Linked DNA regions of Homo sapiens: all the other regions are linked to region 3. A link is a contact called in ENCODE Hi-C or POLR2A ChIA-PET data. All regions are on one chromosome and are shown on one strand. The core of a region is the stretch at or near the end of the contact, and the rest is flanking DNA. Distances in the headings are between cores, read along the strand shown. Region 1 holds the start of HINT2 (histidine triad nucleotide binding protein 2). Region 2 overlaps ZCCHC7 (zinc finger CCHC-type containing 7). Region 3 holds the start of RNF38 (ring finger protein 38).

Region 1 (3,048 bases), core at 165-2,664, 590 kb before region 3:
CCTAAGAGCACCCCACCTGCTGGTCCTCATAGAGAATGTCAGCTGGGAGGCTCTTGTCCAGGATCCGGGAGAAGATGGTTGGGGCTGCTCCCCCAGGAGTTGCCTGCTGGGCCTTGGCCACTTCATTCCCATCAGTCACACCTGCAGCTCCTCGGACCTGAAGGTGGATCGACCATATTCAAAGGAGGGAGCTGGCAGAAGCTGGGCTCTGATAGTTGTTAATTTCGTCCTTCTAATAACCTATTCATCGTTCCCACCCAGGAGGAAAGTTCCTGAATTTCAGAGCACCAGCAGCAAAGGGTAGGGCCAGAAGGTGCTGGACCTGGTTAGATAACAGGCGGTATTATTATCAGGATTCAGCAGTGCAATTGATTCCTGCTCATGTGTCCACGAAATATAGCACTGTTTAGGGAAAGGATCTAGAATGAGAGACTGGGGATTTTGGTCTCAGTTCCTACCTTACCATACCACTGAATTACCTCAGATAAATTCCTTCTCTCAGCTTCTAATATAAAATAAAGGGATGGTTTCCATAATCTCTTGCGATGGCTTGAATCTCTTTCCACTCTCACCTTGTTAGTACATTTCCACTTATTTCCGTTACTTGTTTTCTGATCTTTAAGCCTTGTCGCCTGTTTTATTTAAGTTTTAATGCAATCGCCCTGTTTGACACTAGTTGACCCCTCATCTGGGTGTCACATGTGACTCTGTGAATTTTAACTCTTGTCCCTTGAATGAGTGGAGGTAAGAGTTCAGCTAAGTGACCTCTGCTCCCCTAGCCCCAGGGAACTTCGGGTAAGGGATTCAGAGAAGGCTGATGTCATTGCATCACGTTGGGGGAGAACGGGACGGAATGAATTCTCTGACCTCCGAGCCGCTTCTGGCAAGTGCAGAAGAGAGGTTAACACTAGTGCTCATTAGGAGGCCAGAAGCCTGAGGAGGGCAGAGCACTGGCTCCAAGAAGAGAAAGCTCATTTCCTGCAGGGGGCATCGGGCCAGCTGGGCTGCAGGCAGTGGAAAGAAGGCGGCAGCCGCTGCACTGACCCTGTCCCGACCTCGGCGCCCCGGCCTGCGCAGGGCGGGAATCAGCACCAGCTCGTTCTCCGGAGCCACCAGTTCGACCTCACCACACAGCCCCGGAGCTTGTGCCTCGGAGGGGCAGAGGCCACAGGCAGGAGCTCTGCGCGGCTCTGCGCGCCTTCGGGACCCCCTGGCCCCGGATGGCTTCGGAGCCCGCAGGACCCCCTACTCGCTCCCGCGCCACTTCTCACCTGCCCCCCGCGCACCCCCGTGGCCGCCACGGCTCTGCGCGCCGCGCGCAACCCAGCAGCCAGCACCACGGCTGCCGCCATCTTCCCTGAGCCGCGGGAACCTCTCACCCGGGTCAGCACTCGGCTCCGCGGCCGGCCGTGGGTGGGGACTCCGGGCGCGGGGAAGCGGGGTAGTGGCGGCCGGGCGAGCCCTGCTACCCCATTGGAGCGCGCCTCTGAGCACGATTCACCCCATTGCCTCTGCAGCCACTTTGGAGGCGGGCTCTTTTCATCTCATTGGCTGCTTCTACCAACGCGAGGACAATTTTCCATTCCATTGGTTTCGTCTTCTAGTCCGTGTGAACGTTCTTTTCCCATTGGATCCCCTTACTAGTTTCTCTGTGAGAGAAACTTCCACTCCATTGGAAGGATTAATGGAGCCTGGAGGTGGGATTTTCTCCTAGTTGAATCTGATACACAACTCTGGCTTCTAGGTTGCGGCTCCCGAGTGGGTGGTTCTTTTCGTTCTTGGTTCGTCCTCTTCAGGTCTGGTTCCTATTGGTGCGCGGGGAGAAGGGGGCGGGGCTCCGCCACCTGCTGCAGAAAGGGCTGTTTTAGACCCTCTCACCGCTTTGGCCAGGAGGAGGGCGGGGCTCTGAGGGCATCCGGCGCTTATTGGCTCCAAGAACCACCCGGGGTGGGGCTAAAGGTGAACGGGGATGAGGTGTGTTTTTTTGTGTTTGTTTGTTTGTTTTAACTGGCGGGGCTGATGCGCAGCATTTTCTCCACAAGGGCAGTTTCAGTCCCTTGAGCATTTTGGAGATTTTAATGTACTTATCTAAGGGAAATTCTTCCTTAATTCTATGTTCTTGTTAACGCATTCACTCCATAGATTAAAAAGTCTGTGGTTTTTGCATTTTTTTTTTTTGAGCAGGAGGAGATAAGAGTGTCCTATATTTGCCGCACAAGAATTATAATAAGCAAAGGAGTATGTATTCATTGTTCTTTTCTAATCGGAAAAGGTGTGTGATACAGTTAGCTCGGTGCCTGGTGTTTTCTTTTTTTTTCTTTTTTTCTTTTTTCTTTTTTTTTTTTTTTGAGACGGAGTCTCGCTCTGTCGCCCAGGCTGGAGTGCAGTGGCGCGATCTCGGCTCACTGCAAGCTCCGCCTCCCGAGTTCACGCCATTCTCCTGCCTCAGCCTCCCGAGTAGCTGGGACTACAGGCACCCGCCACCACGCCCGGCTAATTTTTTGTATTTTTATTAGAGACGGGGTTTCACCGTGTTAGCCAGGATGGTCTCGATCTCCTGACCTCGTGATCCTCCTGCCTCGGCCTCCCAAGGTGCTGGGATTACAGGTATGAGGCACCAATAAGTCAGGTTTGCACTGCTGGAATATATATTTTTGACATAAGAAACGTGGGGTCACAAAATACTAATATTCTCAGACGCTAGGTAAGTTTTAGTCTGATATCACATAGGACAAGTTACCACTGTTTCTTTGGTTTTTCTTTTTTTCTTTTTTTTTTTTTTAAACACATGACCTGATACATATAGGTGGTCAGTAATTGTTGAATGAATAACATTTGGTGTTTCCTGTCTTTTTTTCATAATATGTAATATGTATTGCATATGATACTAACCCATGTGTAATCAATTTTTCATATTTTTACAGTCTACGTAAATATAGTTTGTATTGGCTGCTTATTATTTCCTTCAATGAGTTTATCATAGTAATCCTAACTCTATTGTTGACTATTAGTTGAATTAGTTTTAGGTGAATGGTTATCATGGGGCAT
Region 2 (3,019 bases), core at 287-2,786, 750 kb after region 3:
TAAATGTAAGCCATTGTGTACTTAGTACCAATTAGTTTCTCATCTGAGAGGTTCATTATGATTTTTTGTCAGCCTTCGTCTTGTAATATTTGTTTCTTTGTTTGATTAGTTAAGGGGCTGAATGGGCTAAAGGGAAGTTTTAACAGCAGTACTTTTAAATTCATTAAGAATTTTAATAGTCAACTTTTCAAATATGTAGACCTTGATTAAAAAAGGGACCATGTTGAAAATTGGCAAAATTAAGTAAATTGTTTAAAATTTTCCTTTTCCTGTTGTATTTTTTTAATCTGAAAAACAGACTGTCTTTATTATATCAAATAATACTTTTATGTTTCTAGAAGTCTACTTCAGATTCTTGTACATACTTCTTAAGATTGTATTTAGTTTGCTGTGAATATGTAATTATCGTTCAGAAGGGGCACATACCAAAAAGCTCCAAAATTAAAAAACCTTTTCAGTTTCTAGGATAGAAACATAGATTGAGCTATTAAAAGCAGAACATTAGAGTTCTGGGATAAAGATAGTTGTCAGGTGTAAACAAGCCTTAATTGAAAAGGAGGCAGCCTAAAAGTTGATTCTTTATGCTATTATAAATAAGTAAAAATGCAAACTTGCTTGAGTTCAGAAAATAGGAGCATACCCAACTTTTAAAACTACTTATTAGATTGGTAGTTGCTTTAGATCCTTAACTTAAAAAAATTCTTATTAAAATCAGTGTTCAATTGAGTAATATTCCTCGTTTAATAGATTGAGATGCCTCAGTTAAATTTTGAACAAAAATTGTTCCTATAAATTGAATTGGAGATGCTGATCTGTTAAAAGCAAGGAATATAACCCAAAATTAAAATAGGAATTATTTTGCTAGTGGATAATTATCTTGGACAGTAGGTCTTATATCTTGTTGAAGTGTGTAGAACACACATTTTCACATTCATTCATCTTTAAGTGAATATACCTGTAGGCTGATTCAGACTTGGTATTTTATTTATTTTAAACATTAGAAATGATAAATACTAATTTAAGCAAGTGCGATTACTATTTTAACTCATTCTTCGAGAGTTGCTTCATTTATCTCAGAGTTTTTGGTGTACCTTATTTACCTTATTTAGATTATATCATTGTATTAAGTCCTTTGCTTACTGCTGTAGTTTTTTGGTACCTAGAATAATTTATTATGGAATTGAATATTAAAAATTTGACGATCCCAATAGTTATGAAGCTTACAGATTCTGTATGTAGGCTTTTTTCCTCCTTTGGTTTCAGGCATAATGAATGGATGGCCCTTGCTTTCTGATATTTGTGTATCCAATTTTCTGAGGAAACACTTTTCTACAAAGTCTGCATGTTTGATTGTTCTACATTTTTCTTTCATTATAATTTGAAAAGGACTTAGATCCTCCAAATGAAAAATGGCTGTCTTGGCCATATGGTAAATTAGGCCTGCTTTATTATTGTCTAATAATTAAGCCTCCCTTTACTTATCCCACCCTCGTTTTAAAAACTAAAAACGTGTGGTAGCTGTATTAGTTAGAACATTTTCAAGTAACAGGAAGTAATTCAGTGGTAACTTCCTCATGTGGTTTACTGTTTATCAAAAAGGAAAGTAGTTTCTTTTGAGAGAATAATGCAGTTTTTGCTGCTCAACATTTTCTCAAGCTCTTTGGAAAATAAGAGAGAAGTCTTTAATGTGCTTGTAATATGATAAGGACAGATTTAAAAATTTTGTTTCTCTTCTCATTACTTGGTGTTTGACTTCAGTGGAAGCTGAAAGAAGTAAATAGATGTTAAGTTGAAAATCTGCCTCAGTGTCAGATGCTCATATAATTTAAATAATTTAAAATTTGTGGGTACTTATATTGATTGACCTTATATTTTAAAAACATAGGGAATAACATCAACTATTTGTATCTTCTCTCTTAACTTAAAGTTGAATTAATTAACTTTAGCTATCTAATAGAGTAGGTCCAGAAATTAACATTCAAATAACAGTAGTAAGTATAGGTGAAGACCAGGCTATCCCAAAGATAATTCATTAGGACTTCTGTTTCTATAGTATCTTTCATATGATAGTAACTGTTGTAAACAATTGAATTATATATATCAATTTAATAAATAATTGCAATATTAAAAAGTTAGCCCCGATAATTTCTACCCAAACACCTCCAAATTATGCTACTTCAAAAACAGTTGAAGGGAAGTTTAGGAATATAATATAGTTTCATTTTAAGACCACTAGGATAATAGACATTGTAATGTAATGGAAAAACATTTTGTCCCATAAAAACCACTTTCATTTAATGCTTTGTTTTTCTGTCTAACCAGGTAATACCTAGCAAATACAGAAAGAGAGATAAAGCAAGCAAGCTGTTTTGAAAGTGTCTAATATTGGCTGATGTAGAGCTATAGGTGGGTGTATCTTATTATTCCATAAAATTAAAAATAAGAGTGGGGGGAAAAAACAAATCCCAAGAAAATAAATGGAAGGTGAGTGAAGAGTGAATAGAATAAAAATAGAGATCTAGTATTTCAGTCAGTCTGCTAGTTAAATTTTATATTCAGAGCTTTAACATTTTGGGCTTTTAAATTTCCTGCAGTGCACATGACTTTCTTTCATAAAAGATATGTCAATCATATTAGGAATAAAAGTAATAGCTCATATAGTGCTTTATTATTAGCATCTAAGAAACCACTGGTATTTGAGTAAATTGTAAGTTAGAATTGATTTTTTAATAGCTTTTTAATGCAGATCAAACATTTGTGGCTTTTGAATGAAAAATACTTATCAACTAATTTTTATTAGCATTGCATTTTTAAAAAAATCTACATTATAACATATTGGAGGTTGATTGAAAGGGAGTTTTTGCCTCCATTTTATAAAGATGCTCTGTAAGAGCACTGGTGATAATGATGTCTATTCCTGTATTTTTTGCTGACTTTTACCTGGTATCCTGTCAGTAATTGTTTTTTCATGTTGAGGAAGAAAAAAGAATCTATACTTGCATCTGTCAGTATTATTGTT
Region 3 (3,062 bases), core at 457-2,956:
GTCGTATTAATTAACGTTTGCTGATGAACTAGACAAGAACTATACTGTTCAAATCCATGTTTACAATCTGTTCGCTCTTTCCAGAGAAAAGGCTGTGAGTTAAGTAGAGTAAAATGGAAGTGAAAACTGTCTGACATGTTTTCTTAGCAGGAAAACCAAAACAAACACAACGCAACAATCAAGACTAATTAAGAACTACCTTTCCAGCAAGATGAATTACAAAATGGTGGTGGCCTAAACCAAACTAGAGGTAGTACAGAGAAATAGGTGGAATAAACTAGAAGACATAATCTTGACCAATAATCTTTCCATACTGAGCAAGTACCTAATCATTTCAGAAACTTTTATCATAAGAATTTCTCACCCACACTTTCCACTCACAGCCTCAAAAAAAGAAAGTGAGCACAAACAGAAACAGCCTAGGAATGTAACATGAATTAAAAGCCTCATCCAATGCTGTTGGCAGAGAGACAACAGATCTACACTCTACATTATGATGCTAACAGTCAGTTATGTCTGACTATGCCATCTTGTTTACTCTTCATCAAAAATTAGGTTATTTTAGTAGAGAAAATTCTCCTCAATATTCACCCAGAGTAATACTTGACAATTTAACTATAAAAACAAGATGGGCATATAAAGCCCAACAAGTATGGAAATACGAACTACCTTCTAGAATCACAGACGAAGTCAGAGGTGGAAAACCCACAGATTATTTAAGTCCAACTTTTTTTATATTTTACAGATGAGAGCCTGAGGCCCACATGACGAGTCTGTGGCAGAACTTATTCAACTATAGGCGCTAAGGCCTTCAAATCTCTTAGAAATAAGTCTTACAGAAATATCATAAAAATCAACTTAAAATTGAATGAACAATGTATGATTAGCAGGTTTGCAAAAGGTGAAATATACCATATTATAAATATATATAATATATTATATAATACCATATTATAAATAAATATATTATAAATATATATTTATAAACCCCAGAGAAAGGAGTATCTGAAGTGACACAATTCCCAGGTAAACTTCCAGTCAGAAATTTCATCTTTTTATTCCAAGTGTGTCCCAGCTTCCCACACCTGATCTGACATCTATATGTATGTGGTTTCGTATTATCTCTACAAAAGTTCTATTTCTTCCATTAGACGGTGTTCCCTGAAGATAGGAACAATTTTACTTCGATTCCAACTGTCCCTATAAAAGGGAATTTTTTTTAAAGCCTACATACAAGGTTTGTTTGCTATTGAAAAAAATTTACGGTAAATTTTCAAGTATAACAACACTCGCAATCAAGGCCAAACAGAATACAGCAGACTTGCAACTCTAAGGTAACAACTGTATTATGAGCTTTGTATACATTTAAGTTTTCATACGTTAAGTCCACCGCTTAAGAAAAAAGAAATGGCAATTCATATAATGGTGGCAATAATTACATGTGTGTGTTTCTACTTACGGTAGAATTAGCATACCCAACTTTTACTGAATAATAGCATATATCATTTTTGCAACACAAAGAAAAATACTTTACCTTACAAGCCATACAGACGTAAACAAAAACTTTATTTCTTTTTGGACCTCAATAACCTGAAACACTCCCGTTTCAAAAACCAACCTCTCTCACGCTTCAACCCTGAAAGGAAGAACTTGCATCCCCTGAGAACAAAACGCAGCCTATCCAGAAACCCACGGAAGCAGAAGGACGCCAGAGAGGACCCTTTCGACCGGGTTCCGCGTTCTCCTGGGTGACATCATTTCACCTGCGTCTCGGCAAAAAGGGAGGGAGCGAGAGAGCGAGGCCATCTGCCGGGCAGCGGGCCGGCGGCTCCGCGAGCTGAGACCGCGCCTCCTCGCCACCGCGGGAACAAAGAGCGCCGGGCGGCCGAGGCAAACCTTAGCCCAAGACTCGGGCGCGGCCCCGCAGGCTCTCAACGGCCCGCAGCCCGTCCCGCCCTCGCGCTGCAGCCAACGGCCGCGGCGGCCAGTACCTGCGAGGGGAGGCTCCGCCCTGCCGGGCAGCTCCCGCGGATCCTCGCTGGGCCGCCGCCTCCTATTGTGACTGCTCGCCCAGCCCGCGGCCAGCTCGCCAGATCCGCCGTCCGCGGGCCTCCTCACCCCCGGAACCCCGGCTCCAACTTAGGCACTGTCACTGCGCTTCCTTCCTCCCGGCACCATCACACGGGCCGCGCCAGGAAACGACGGCTGCACGCCCAGAGATGACAGAGTCGCCTAACGCCTCGGAGGCTCCATCCTCTCCGCCCCCACGCCCCAACCGACCGGGCCTCGGCCCCGTCCCGCAACACCGCACTAGGGGCCCGGCCCGGCCACGCCCCTCCCCGCCCCGCCGCGCCCCGCCGCACCCCGCCTCACCCCGCCTCGGCGATCACAGACCCGGGCTCCCTATGCGCCGGCGCACTGGCCTCCGCTGCGCGCGCAGGCGACTCCCCTCGCCGCTAGGCCGCGACACGCGCGGTCCTCCCACTTCTTGGGTCCGGGTCGCCCGTCCCACCCCGTCCCCTCGCCAGCACAAACCTAGCGAGCCCAGCGCGCCAGACCACCGGAGCGCTCCTCCCTTTTCCCCCAGGCTCCGCACCGCGCGCCGAACCCCCTTTGTTTCCACCCCGAGGGGGAAGGGGGCGGGGCGGGGCGGGGCGGGGCTGCGCGCGGCCCGGCGCACGACTCGGACCAGTTCCGGCAACAGAGCTCCGCGCGCAGCACCACTGCGCAGCCCCGCCCCAGCCCGCCCCCCGCTGCCCTGCGGACCGCAGGGCCCTGTTCCAATTCCTATAGATTTTCTCTTAGTAAATTGTTGCTACTGTTCCGTGCCTCCTACCTACAAAACTCCGCAATCAAACAGTAACTGACCTCACGTAGTTCTTACAGCATAAATGCATTCACGTGGCCCGAAAAGTAAGAATTTTTATTGCAGTACACAAAGGTGTCTCTCAATGCAGCAAGCCAACAGGTTCGAACCCAACTTGTCCGAGGCTTCCTTAAGTGTGACAGTTGCTCAGATGTCGCTTGGGGAGGGGAAATAAGAACAAAGATTGAAGCCGGCT

Evidence for each region. A loop is a pair of places that touch in the nucleus more often than their neighbours do. ChIA-PET counts read pairs that join two places held with the same protein, here RNA polymerase II (POLR2A). Pooled maps may share reads with other maps.
Region 1: a map of CD4-positive, alpha-beta memory T cell shows a loop between it and region 3 (3-fold over the local background). The contact joins the promoter of HINT2 here to the promoter of RNF38 in region 3. A Hi-C loop is called at or near these places in 2 of 168 maps with a recorded cell type or tissue (CD4-positive, alpha-beta memory T cell and naive thymus-derived CD4-positive, alpha-beta T cell), 1 of 37 single-sample maps with no recorded cell type and 9 of 50 pooled maps.
Region 2: a map of CD8-positive, alpha-beta T cell shows a loop between it and region 3 (4-fold over the local background). The contact joins the enhancer-like site here to the promoter of RNF38 in region 3. A Hi-C loop is called at or near these places in 2 of 168 maps with a recorded cell type or tissue (CD8-positive, alpha-beta T cell and naive thymus-derived CD4-positive, alpha-beta T cell) and 2 of 50 pooled maps. POLR2A ChIA-PET finds 5 or more read pairs at or near these places in 1 of 52 experiments (OCI-LY7).

Annotation. Positions count from the first base shown.
Region 1 is chr9:35,813,628-35,816,675 of GRCh38, forward strand. HINT2 (histidine triad nucleotide binding protein 2) reads right to left here and starts at 1,415. Exons shown (of 5, transcript NM_032593.3): 1 at 1,272-1,415; 2 at 17-157. The coding sequence starts at 1,352. FAM221B (family with sequence similarity 221 member B) reads right to left here. Exons shown (of 7, transcript NM_001012446.4): 7 at 2,764-3,048. RefSeq lists silencers at 1,228-1,547, 1,878-2,057 and an enhancer at 1,608-1,787.
Region 2 is chr9:37,145,040-37,148,058 of GRCh38, forward strand. All of the region lies in intron 2 of ZCCHC7 (zinc finger CCHC-type containing 7), which reads left to right. Among named protein-coding and RNA genes, the nearest start is that of ZCCHC7, 26 kb to the left of the region's middle. Within about 2 kb of position 1,537, at least 8 of the 41 ENCODE cell types and tissues checked have a DNase peak (open chromatin) inside an H3K27ac peak, as active enhancers do; they include CD8-positive, alpha-beta T cell and OCI-LY7, where a contact is called at or near this core.
Region 3 is chr9:36,398,563-36,401,624 of GRCh38, forward strand. RNF38 (ring finger protein 38) reads right to left here and starts at 1,707. Exons shown (of 12, transcript NM_022781.5): 1 at 1,535-1,707. The coding sequence starts at 1,546. It overlaps LOC124902152 (a long non-coding RNA gene), which reads right to left. Exons shown (of 2, transcript XR_007061475.1): 2 at 2,903-3,023. RefSeq lists an enhancer at 1,667-1,736 and silencers at 1,947-2,276, 2,307-2,766.